Linked DNA regions of Homo sapiens: region 2 is linked to region 1. Evidence: chromatin contacts called from ENCODE Hi-C or POLR2A ChIA-PET data. All regions are on one chromosome and are shown on one strand. Each heading gives the region's core, a stretch centred on a gene start or an enhancer-like site at or near the end of the contact. The rest is flanking DNA. Distances are from core to core; before and after follow the strand shown. Region 1 overlaps KCNQ4 (potassium voltage-gated channel subfamily Q member 4). Region 2 overlaps HIVEP3 (HIVEP zinc finger 3).

Evidence for each region. Hi-C counts contacts between places; a loop is a spot of excess contacts on that map. ChIA-PET counts read pairs that join two places held with the same protein, here RNA polymerase II (POLR2A). Pooled maps may share reads with other maps.
Region 2: a map of tibial artery shows a loop between it and region 1 (7-fold over the local background). The contact joins two enhancer-like sites. A Hi-C loop is called at or near these places in 1 of 168 maps with a recorded cell type or tissue (tibial artery) and 3 of 50 pooled maps. POLR2A ChIA-PET finds 5 or more read pairs at or near these places in 1 of 52 experiments (GM10248).

The regions. Positions count from the first base shown.
Region 1 is chr1:40,795,796-40,801,905 of GRCh38, forward strand. All of the region lies in intron 1 of KCNQ4 (potassium voltage-gated channel subfamily Q member 4), which reads left to right. Among named protein-coding and RNA genes, the nearest start is that of KCNQ4, 15 kb to the left of the region's middle. Within about 2 kb of position 1,359, at least 8 of the 41 ENCODE cell types and tissues checked have a DNase peak (open chromatin) inside an H3K27ac peak, as active enhancers do; they include tibial artery, where a contact is called at or near this core.
Region 2 is chr1:41,659,706-41,665,657 of GRCh38, forward strand. All of the region lies in intron 2 of HIVEP3 (HIVEP zinc finger 3), which reads right to left. Among named protein-coding and RNA genes, the nearest start is that of EDN2, 180 kb to the left of the region's middle. RefSeq lists a silencer at 2,398-3,277. Within about 2 kb of position 2,991, at least 31 of the 41 ENCODE cell types and tissues checked have a DNase peak (open chromatin) inside an H3K27ac peak, as active enhancers do; they include tibial artery, where a contact is called at or near this core.

The DNA of each region.
Region 1 (6,110 bases), core at 109-2,608:
GGGGAACTCTAGGAAAAGAATGCACGAAGCTGGAGCCAGGCTAGAGTTCTAAGCACAGACTTTGTCACTGAGTAATAAGATTCATAGTCTAATCTCTACCAGGTATTGTGCTAAATATTTTTCACACTGCTTCATTTAATCCTTCCAAGAGCCCTATGAGGTAGGTCCTATCATTATCCCCATTGGATGGAAGATGACACTGAAGCTTAAAGGTGAAACACTGCCCTTGTCACACAGCCAGGAAGTGGTGAATGCCCAAGAGGACGGGAGTTTTCTGGGCTCAGCTCAGACAACTGAGTGCCTGGAGAGGCCGAGTGTGCAACGATTCTGTGACATGAGAGGGTGGGAACGGTTTGCAGGACTGTGGTGGGGGGCCGAGGGGGTAATCAGTGCACATCAGGGGCACCGGGTTGGGGTCGGAAGGCAAGAGACACGATCCTGCTGGCTAGCTTCTAGCAGTCACCTCCCTCTCTGAGTCTCAGCCTCCCTCTCTGCTCTGGCTCTCAATAATAACAAAGATAATACTAGCAGGACCTTACTGAGTGCTTACCGTGGACCAGATGCTGCTCTGAGAGCTTGCCACGCCTTCTATCACTTTTTCCTCTCAATGACACTATGAGGTAGGTACTGTTATTATGCCTACTTTTCAGATGAGGAAGTTGAGGCACAAAGAGGTTACGTGACTTGCCTGGGTACATGTAGCAGGGCCAGGATTCTAACCACAAGAGTCTAGCTCTATAGGCTGTGATCTTACCCACCTAACTCACCCGGACTATGTCTGCCTGCTTCTAATGGGGGGTGATATTAGGAGAAGTTGAGCCTTAAAGTTCAAGGTCCTGGGCCGGGCGCTGTGGCTCACGCCTGTAATCCCAGCACTTTGGGAGGCAGAGGCAGGCAGACCACCTGAGGTCAGGAGTTCGAGACTAGCCTGGCCAACATGGTGAAACCCCGTCTCTACTGAAAATACAAAAAATTATCTGGGTGTGATGGTGCGCACCTATAGTCCCAGCTACTTGGGAGGTTGAGGCATCAGAATCGCTTAAACCCGGGAGGTAGAGGTTGCAGTGAGCCGAGATCGTGCCACTGCACTCCAGCCTGGATGACAGAGTGAGACTCCATCAAATAAATAAATAAATAAATAAATAAATAAATAAATACAGTTCAAGGTCCTGCTCCCACCCCGATTCTACCCTGGGGACTCATTCCTTCCCTCTCTCGCCCTTTCATTTGAGAAACCTTCACTTCTAAATGAAGTTCAGCTGCTTATGCCAGTCTCCCCGGGCCAGGCCCTGTGCCAGACTCTGGGGACAGAGCAATGAATCAGACCTTCCTCTGCTCCCTGGGGGAGATGGGCTGGGAAGCTGGCAGTTACCAGGCAGGGTGATAAGTGCCACTGTCCAGGCAGCACGGAGTCCAGTGGGAGCCCAGCACAGAGGGCCAAGCCCTGCCCCAATCTGGGCATGGCTGGGAAGGCTTCCCAGAGGAAGAGGCTTAAGTTGAGACTGAAAGATGAGTAGAAGTAGGAGTTAGCTAGGTGAAAAGGAGCAAGGAACAGTGTTTCAGGCAGAGAGAATAGCACAGGCAGAGACCCAGAAGTGAGGCTGAACAGGGCATTTGCAAAGAACAGCAAGAAGTCAGAAGAGCGGGATCCTAGAGGAGGCAAGAGGTATCTGGAGAAGAGGCTGGGATGCAACAGGGCCAGGCTCGGCAGTGAGGACACCGGGCTGGGGAGCTGCAGCTTCCTGAGAGGGTGATGGGAAGGAAGTGATGTCAGGAGTAACATGGCAGATTCGTGTTTTAGAAACTCCTTTCTGGGACTGGCGAGGAGGATGCTGGAGGGGTAAGGACTCTGGCAAGGAGCCCTGGGGATGCTACCAACTTGTCCCCCTTTTTCCTTTACCTTCCCCCCAGGGTCCAGCCTCCTGAGTGCCTCCTCCAGAGCTATTGACCAACCCTGCTCAGGGCCTGGCTCAACCTGACCCGGAGCCCTAGGACTTTGCCTATAGGGAAAGTTCAGCTGCTTATGCAAACTCTGGCTTGGGGGGAGATGTGTGTGGTTGAGCTGGGAGCTGGTGGTGTGTGGGGGTGGCCTTGGAAGCAGAGAGGGTGGGTGCAGGCGCCGAGGCTGTCTGGAAAGGGAGTCTGGGGATATAAGCTTGGGGTCCATGGGGGTCCCTAGAATAGTGGCCTTATAATGGCTCCAAGAGGGTACACTGGGATTTGGCCCAGATAATGGAGGGACACCCTGGCGAAGGGGCAGAGTCCTGGCAGTTCAGCCAGCCCCAGCTCTGTCTTTTTCTTGAAGCTCAACAGAGTATGGAAATCATTGGTCTCACCCAGCCCCCTCATTCTTCTGAGGGGGAAACAGGCTCAGAACAGGGCAGGGACTAAACTCAGGTCAGCAGTAGAGCCCAGACCAGAACCCAGGCTCAGTCCAAGCATCTTAGTTGTCTCCAATGATGATAAATAACAGTGAAAACCTTTCTGCAGAGCTTCCCAGGGGCTGGCCTGGGCTTAGGCACCCTCTGGATGGTCTTGGGCAGACGTTTTTCACATCTCGAGCCTTAGCTCGAGGTCCAAAATACTACCTGTACTGGGAAGGAGGTCCTCTCTCCCACTGACAGTCCACAAAGCCGTTTTAGGCATGCTGGACCCATTGTGGGCTTTACTTATTGTTTGTTCAATGAATCCCACTGAATTCATGTAACAACCCTGGAGGAAGATACTATTATGCTATTTTGTGCTGAGGCTCAGAAAGGAGAAGTGACTTGCCCAAGGTCATTCAGCTGAGAAGTTGCTGACTTAGGGCTGGACTCCAGGGGTCCAGATGCCTGTCTAGGATCCCTGATGGACACAGCCCCATTTTTGAGCCTGCGCTCTCAGCGAAAATCAGTTGGTGTCTCAACGAGACCCATCGTCAGCTGGGCAGGGTGTGTGTATATATGTGGAAGCTGGGCTGGGCTGCTGGCTGGAACTCAAGCCACACCAACCCCTGTGCCCCTGTGTTTGGACCTGGCTGCAGCTGCTGCCCGTGGGGGAAGGGGACCTTGCCACTTGCCCTCCTGCATCAAGGGTTTTTTCTCCTTGGCCTGGCTGCCTGGGCAAAGGAGCTGGCTGTGGCATGACCATGTGGGCACCTGCCAGCCCCTCCCTTGTTGGGGTCTGGTCATCTAATGCCCTTCACATGACAGGCATGGGGTGGGCCCTGGCTGGGGAGAGGGATTTGCACTCTCCTAATCCAAGGGCTGCAGCCCTCCCTCTGTCTTGGCCAGGGCCGTGGGAGAGGTTTGTCCTTGCCCCATGCCCAGCAGCCCCAGCTCAGATCCCTGGCATACACCCAGTTCCTCTGCTTGGGGCCTTCCCCTGTCCTGCTTCTGCTCCCCACCCTCCTACTCTGTGAGCAGAATCAGGAGCTAGGGGGCAATGCTGGGGCATTCAGGACTGATGGAGGTGCAGTGCTACATAGCATGTGGGACTGAAGGATGGGGGCGATGTCAGGGAGGTTTAGGGCACATGTTGGGGCAAAGTTGAGGGAAGATGATTGGGGTGCAGAGCAGGAGTGTTTGGGGCTCATCCTGGGCCACCCCTTCCTGGAAAAATTTGGCTACAAGTCAGGGAGGCAAATGTGTGGGCCATGCCCCCCCCCTCGCTAGGCAGTAAACACTGCCGTCGCCTGGGAGACAAGAAAACATCTTGGTCCCCCCACGGTTGTTTATACCAGGACTCCCTCTCCTTCTCTGGCCTGGTCTGGCCTCTCCACTCCTGAGCTGGGCTACCTGAGTTGAGGGTCCAGCCCCCGGTCATGGCAGGAGGCCCTGGCAGCACGCCCACTGGCCCCCACCAGGGACTGAGCACTCACCACCTCCTGGTGGCCTGTCCCATTGGAGGCCCTAGGTCTTATTGATCAGAAACGTGCTCCCAAGCCTTGGCCTCCACGAGGGAGGCCTGGGACTGTGCCCTGGATTTGCTCCAACCCACTGCCTGAATGCAGTCACTGGCCTCCCGGTAACCTCAGCTTCCCATGTTCAGTAGCAGGCAGGATCTAGATTAGAGCTTTTCAAACTGTTTCAAGTCATAGATCTGGTTCTTTGAATGACACCTGATACAGAAGCACAATATATAAAACAGATCAAAGTAGGGCTACTCTGGGTGGAGTCACGGGTTGGGGCCCAGAATTCTACCCACTCTATGCCAGCCTATATGGCCCTGGCATATCAACCCAGAGCCTGTACATGGTCCTCCTTGCTCTAGAACACATTCCAGGTAACCCTGGAATTCCCTGGCCAAATACTTATGCCTACTTCCAGGGTCTGCACAGGCCCTTCTCCCAGGGGCTGTCAGAGCAGCCCTAGGCTCAAGGACGGCTGTTTGTAGTGGGTATAGCAAAAGCCCGGAAGAGCAGGCTGAGGCACCCCCAGGAGTGTACCCAAGGCCCCTCCCAGGGAGGGATGGGCCCAGTGTGGGAAGAGAATCTGAGGATCGGAGGGTAGCAAGGGGCTGGCTGTCCCTTCCCTGCTGGATTCCAGCATGGGATTCCAAGGCATCCAAGAACTAAAATTCAAACCTGGTCTTCTAGGTCATTATGAAGGTATATGTGTCAGGAAGGATAGAGCAAATTTTATTTAAAAGTTTGTTAACCTGATTGAAACTTTTAAATATTTAGACTTATGGTATGTGGGTCTCCATTTATACTCTCTCCCCAGTCCTGCCAGAGTTAGGGGTGAGCTTGCATCAATCCTCCTTCCACCCACCCACCTACCTCTGCAGCAACCCCAAGACAGCCTTACCCAGAACTCTCAGGCTTCACAGGACAGTGTGGAAGTCCCACTCGCTGAAACTCAAGGCCCTGGTGACTGCATCTTTCTGTTCACTCCCCAGATACTGTCTGAGCATCAGCTGGGGCCAGCCTGGGGGTTGTGGAGGAGCCAGACTGGCCTTGCCCTAGAGGGATGGATCTCAGTGAGGAGTAAGCGGGTAGGAACACTCTCCCTCTTGTAGAATAGTGTGAGAAGGGGTGCCTGAGGGGGCCCACAGGGGCCCTGGAATCCTAACGAGGGGCTAAAGAAGCTCCTCTATTCAAAGCCGATCATGGATGGATGAGGTGGAAGAGAGACAGCCCAAGAAGGGGAGACAGTACAAAAGCCACCAAGGTGGAAATGTACAGGGAGTGGAGAAGTCGAGTGTCGCTGGTGCTTAGGATGTGTGTACAGCCTCAAACGCTGGTCTAAGGAGCTTGGGTTTTCTATTTTAACAGTAAGAAGCTGTTGTAGGATTGTAAATGGGGTAGGGGCTGAGGAAGAGGCATTCAGACTGCAAGGTAAGTGGACTGGAGGTGGGGATAGGGGGCTGGAATTGTGGTGGTCAGTGAGAGGCTGGCTGGGGGGAAGGGGAATGGGGGTGAGTCCTGGGCTGACCAGGAATGGGACTTGAGGGGCTAGGAAGAAAGAGGGGATCTTAACTCTGCTTTCTGGGACCACATCTCCTATCTCCTCCTCCTTTGTTCTGTCTCAGTTTTTGTCTTCTTCTCCTGCTATTCCACTGCCCTAGGTCTCCAGGCTGGGGAGAGGGGCACTCACCCTAAACCCCCTCTCCAAAGCAGGCCACTTCACACAAGTGGCCAGGCAAGAGGCCGCAGTTGTATAAGAGGCTTTTCTCAGCTGGCTGGACTACTCATTCGTTCATTTATTCATTCATTCACTCAACATTTATTGAGAACCTACAATGCACCAGGCCCTGCACTAGGTTTTGGAGAGAAAGTAGGAACAAGATCAAGTACCTGCATTCATGGAGCTTACATTGAGGGGGGCGGGAGAACCAGGAACTGTATCTATCCCCGGTGTCTACCATCTGGCACCTGTGCCTGGGCTGGATGCCTGGGAACAGGGACTCTTCCCATTACCTACTCATTTGTTCCAGCTGCCCTGTGTCAGCACTCACCTCTCTGGACAATGACAGAGGAGAAGGGGTCCCATGCCCAGGATGCCAGCCCCAGGGAGCACCTGTCTCTGTAAGAACAGCCTGGCCCTCGGGGCCAGGACCTGGGCTCAGGCCTAGTTCTTCCTACTCACTCCTGACTTTGAGCCCTTTGCAAGGACCCGACTTTGATTTCT
Region 2 (5,952 bases), core at 1,741-4,240, 870 kb after region 1:
CATCACATGCAACCAAGCAATAGTCGGCCAATATCCACAAATATGGCAGAAAATGGAAGAAACTGGGAGACATGGAGGAAATGCGGCGTTGGGTTGGCCCTGCAAAGCACTCCCACATGCTCAGTACTCATCTTGGGGAGCTAGTGCCAGGCACCCCCTCACCAGCTCTGGGGACACGGGGACAAGGGGACATCCCCATTGCCACAACTACCTCATAGCTGCAGCCTAGAACACAATGGGATGAATGTGTGTGTGTGAGAGTGTGCGTAGGAGCAGATGTGTGAGTATGAACAAGTATACAGGATCGCATAAGTGAGAGTGCATGGGAGTGGGTGTGTGTAGAGGAGCAGGGTTGTGTGTGCGAATGAGTGAACAGGATGGCATGTGTGAGTGAGTTGGAGTGGGCTGTGGGTGTGTGCACGTGTAGGAACAAACTTGTGTGTACAAGTGGGTGTTTGAGTGTGTAAGAGTGCACACACGTGTGTATGTGTGCATGTGTGAGAGATGACTGTGGTACCATTACCAAGCTCTTCACCACAGGCTCCACATGTGGTTGAACTTTACATGCTAAAGTCTTCAAAATGAAAGGCACAGAGTTGGTAACTGGTCATCACTTAATTCATTCAACAATAAATCATTTGACTCTTTATGTTTTTTAAACACATTCTGCAAAGTGTCCATACAAAGCAGCAAGACTGGTTCTAGAGGAAAATTCTCAACTTCTGGATGTCATTCAGTGAGGTGAGAGCACTGGATGGGGAGTCATGTTGCGGTCCGTGCTTTACCACTAACTACTGGGTGATCTTGGGCCACTGTTTAGCTGTGTGACCTCAGATGAGCCTCTTAACTGTTCTGGGCTTCTGCTTACTCTCCATTAAAACAGACCAATTAGAATTTAGCTCTCAAAGTTTGGTTGCAACTGTACAACACTACATCATCTCTATGGGTAGCCCCTGAAGCACTGTTTCCTTGGAGAGCAAGCCTACTAACTTGAAAAGGGCCCGCAACTAGAAAAAAAATGCTGGGTTGGACAAAGTTAAAGAGTCTTTTATTGCAGGACTTCTCAGAGCCTTTCATTTGCCAGTATGGATTGTAATTGGCCAAAAGGGTAATAGAGAGCTTGCACAATTTGCCATTCTTACTCTAACAGGGAAACCTTTACTGGTGGAACAGCTTTCAGAACTAACAATCCACTGAACACACTGGGAAAATCTGCTACTAGGCACACAGGACACTTATTAATGACCCCTTTTTTGCAGATGATGGAACAGAAAGGGTGTTCTAAGTCACAGAGCAGAGCCATGACAACTACCAGCCCAGAAATCATCCAAACCACAGTTACTGGCACGTGCACAAGGCTTTACATCTACAAAACATTTTTTACTTACGTGATCTCAATCTTTCTTAAAAACATACCTCTGGGGACACTCATTCCATTTTTGATAAAACATAGCCTGAAAGAGACGAACGAGTCTGCCCAGAGTCACTAAGGGATAGACCCATAATTTGGCTCTATCAGTTTCCCCTATGTCCTTGATGAAACATCAATCAATACATTATATTTTTATAGATAAACAACTGTGGCCACTATGCAGAGATCCCTGCAAGATGCCAAGGCTGATGCTATCTGCACCTGTTTTGCAGCCACCACCACTTCTGTCTGAAGCCCAAGCACCCTGCTCTGATTAAGGGGGGTTGGGGAGGGTGCTCTCAGAAATGCCCCTGGAGTAGAAGCCGCTCTGGAAACATCCAGGCTGTGAAGTGGGAGTAGATCTCTCCCAGTCGCCACACCCTCCTGACCATGCCAGGTACAACCCGCTAGGATGTACCCCCAGTGCCAGCTGTCATTATGCCGGGAGGAGGGGCTCCTCGGAGGATCCAGAGCAATGCTAGTTTAACTCACTCCCAATGAGCCCCGAGGAGCCCCAGGCTGGTGGGCTCTGACAGACTGAAACTGCATGGCCTTGGGGGAAGCTAGGGCTGCCAAACCCATTCAGCAGCTCCCGCCGGGTGTGCCGTGTCCCACGGTATGCGTGGGTGCGAGGGGTGAGCGCCGCGCCGGGGTGAGAGTCTGCGCTGGACACAGGAGGCTGTGCACGCCAACGGCCGTGCCAGGCGCGAGTGTGCCAGAGAAGTGTGTGAACGCGGGAACGCTTGTGTCGCCCTAGGGTGGTGACAGAAGTAGTGTCTGGAAAACGCTGGCTGAGAGCGCGTGCATCAGGCCACCGCAGGCTGCGAAGAAGCCGGGGCCCCTCACTCCAAGGGTCCCGGGAGTTGGCACCGACGCACTACTGCAAGCGCGCCCGCGCCCAGCCCTCTCCCACCGACGCGGCTCCCTCCGGTCCCTCTGCCGCCCGCTCGGCGGTGCCCGGTCCCTGGGCTGCCAGGCCGCGGCGGGGGCGCGGCGCGCGGGGCGCTCGTTGCTTACCTGCGGGCGGCCGAGGCTCCGCTGCTCTGGGCTGGGCTGCGCCGCGCTGGACTGGGCTGCGCTGGGCTGCGCGCCCGGCCTCCGCGCGGCTCGGCAGCGCCCGCGCGCTCGGCTCCGCCCGGCTCGGCTCCGCCCGGCGGTGCCCCAGGCGCTCGCTGGCGGCCCACGCGGCGCGGGGTGGGCGCGGGGCGGGCTGGCGGGCGGGCGCCGGCGGCGGGCGCGGCTCCGGGCCGCCCCGCGGCCGCTTGGAAGCTCCTTATTTGGGCAGTGATGTCAGGGGAAGTCGCAGGGGCCGGACCACCCACTTCTTTCCATTCACTCCCCAGAGTTTCCTGTCGCCGAGCACGGGGACCCCGCCGCCGGCCCGGGGCGCCTCTCCCGTCCGCTCGGCCTCACTGCTGGCCACCCCGGGATGCCTTCGCGGCCGGGGTCGCAGATGGGCCCGGGCGCGGCTGGCGGCTGCCAGGGGAGGGTCTCCTCGCCCGGGGAATCCCTGGCTGCCGGCGGCCGCGGGGAGGGTCTGCGCGCCGGCCTCCTCGGTGACAGGCCGTGTCACTCCGGGCGCCGCCCCTCCCTCCGCGCCCGCCCCGGCTCCGGCGCTGTCTTTTCCTCCTGGGCCCTCTAGGGAGGGCAGACAGGGAAGCCCCTGTCGCCGCCGCCGGGGCCCTGCCACTCTGCGCCACGCCTTGGTCGCACCCGGGCCCAGCGGGAGTCCATCGCCGTCCCCAAAGTGTGCGCTCCCCGCCTTCCCCCTGGGTGCCAGCCGGGCTCCGGGAAGCCCGCGCCTCCCCAGGCGGGAATCCGCTTTAATGAGCTCTGGGCGGGGCGGGCCTGCCAGGGCCTCCCTGGGCTCAGGCCTGGGGTGGGGGCGGGGGACACCCCGGGGCTTCCCAATGGCTTGACTTTACCAGAAGCTGCTGGATCTCGGGATTTGGGCCTGAGTCACTCTGGTCCTTGCTCTGGCCAGGATCAAGCACACTTGAGCCAGTTCCCAGCCAGGCCTCCACAGGTCTGCGGGAAGGCCAGGACCCTGAGATCTCTCTCCGTGATCTGTTATTTCACTGATGCCCACCAGAGGTTATTTGGCAGAGGTCAACCCTCTGCCACAGTGGAACCAGGGCTGGCCCTGGGTTTGGCTGACTCCAGGAACAGCCTCAGGAGGAGACAATGGAGCTGGGGGTCGGGGGTGTAGAGTGGGGTTAAGCCAGGACTAGAGTGAGGTAAGTTAAGTGCCTAGGATGCAGAATTTAACCAAGCACTCCCTTTCAGGGTCATGAAAGTTTGAGGCCCCACAGGGGAACTAAGCACTATGCTGACCCAAGTTTCCAGGGGGATCCTTGGAGGCTCCAGGTTTCCTCTGGCTCCAAAGTCATGCCCTCAACTTCTCTAGGCCCAAAGGGCGGATTAGTGACCTTGGGCATTTGTGTGCCTTTATACAACAGCCTCTGATAGAGCTGCCACCCTTCCTCCAAAGCCAGATCAGAGCAAATAGACTCCTCCCAGACCCCCAGCTTTAATGGAGGGAACCCCCACCTTCTAAGAGGCACTACATTCCTAGGGGCAGAGAGGAGGAAGCTATGGCTCCAGGGCTTGCAGAGAGTCAAGGCAGGTGTGATTGCAGCTGGACATGGGTCTGCACACTCACGTACACGATTGCAAACCCACTGACCAGCTGCCAAGCTGCCCAGCTGTTCTGTGGATCACCACCACCCCAGTCTCTCTCAACTTCCATCAGCTCCCAGGGCCCAATCCCAGCTCTAATTGGGTCATCCTCCTTCTGACAAAGCCCCAAAGGGAAGGACCACACTTCCTGATCTGGCATGCAAGGCCCCACGGACCAGCTGCATCTCCCAGAGCTCAGCCCATCCTGCCATTTGCCCAGCCACCACCCCCAACACGCACCACTTTGCACCAGTTTCCACTTCTTGAGGTCTTCATACAGGCTTTCCCTTTGAAATGTCTTCTCCACCCCCTCCAGCTGTCCTTCACACCCTGAATCCAAGCCTGCCCTTGATACAGGTCCTTCTCTTGAGCAGGGCAACTGGGGTGGGGTGCCCCCTGGGACAGATTCCTGCTCCTCACTCCACTCCTGCCCTGCCCCCACTGTCCTGCTTCCCGTTTTCTGTCTGAAAGCAACTCCAGGCAGAGGAGGTGGGTGCCTTGTTATAATTCATATGCCCTGAGGGGTGACTTTCTATCATTCACACACACAGGCTCAGATGACAGCCTTGCTCCTGCCCCAAGTTGAATGACATCCTCCTCCCCTTTGAGAGGTGGCCTGGCCTCAAGGGACCCTCCCAATGGATTTGGTCACCTTCCATGATGCCACAGGCAACTCAATAGTTCCTGCCTCTACAGACTTGCCCATCACCTCACATTGAAGTCAGTTATTGGGGGCCTCCTCTTCCTCAGACTGGGAGCTTCAGGGAACTTTCCATCTTGATCCCTCTCCCCTCCCAGGACTGATAAGTTTACAAATGTTTGTTAAGTGAATGAATGGTCCTGAGGGGCAAATCCTAAGACAAACTAACCAGAGGACGGGGGAGAATTTACCCAACCCAGAACAGTGGCTGATGTCCTAGGGTCCCTGGCTGGGGGCTGGGATGAAAGGCGGGGTTCTCAGCTAGACTGGCTTGAATGCTCAGGAGACTGGGATGGCTTGGGATTTGTCTCCTCCTTTCTCTTGACAAACTCCTCTGCAGCCATCAGGGAGCCTGGGATATCCCCATGCCAACCCCCCAAAACACGGAGTCCTGAGCTGGCCCTAATGAGGTGGAGGGGAAGGATGAAGGAAAATGCAATTTGTCAAGCCCTTTCATTGTACCAGACACAGTCAGACTGGATGCCCCTGAGCCTTCCAAGCCATGCAGGCCTTTCCAGCGGTAGTCATTCCCCAGGCCAGGAGTGTCAGCTGGGGAGCCCTCACCTAGCTCCTCCCACAACCATCTGTCCCCACTTCAAGACTCAGCCCCCACCTCAGTTCTGGTGCCAATTCTCACTGGAAGCCAGAAGGTCTTCAGGACTCCAGCCTCAGAGCTCAGAGAAAGAAGGTGGGGGCAGACAGCCCTGCTTCGAGGCTACCAGCCTGACCTCGACTCTACTCTGTGAGCCCCCACCTGCAGACCAGGCCTCCACCAGTCTGCAGAAAGGCAGAGTTGAGGTGCAGGACACCTTTCCCACCATGTATCTGAAAGGCAGGTGGTACCAGGTGCCAGTTCCTTCCTATCAGCCCCATCCCCTGCAAGTAACTGGGCCAGGTCTTGAGAAAGTCCCAGTACTTGGCCCTGGGGGCCTTCCCACATTCCTGCATTCCTCAAACATGAATCAGGCACCATTTCTGTGTTGGGAACATGTAATACACAAGCCTGTGTTCATGGATGGAGACTGACAGGTAAACAGATATCCCATTGCTAAATGTTACACTGCTGTTTGACAAGGTTGGAGAGGGGTGGAGTAGGGGCATACAAGATGGAAAGATAAGATTCATTCTACTTCTGGAGCTACAATTCAAGAAAACTGTGATC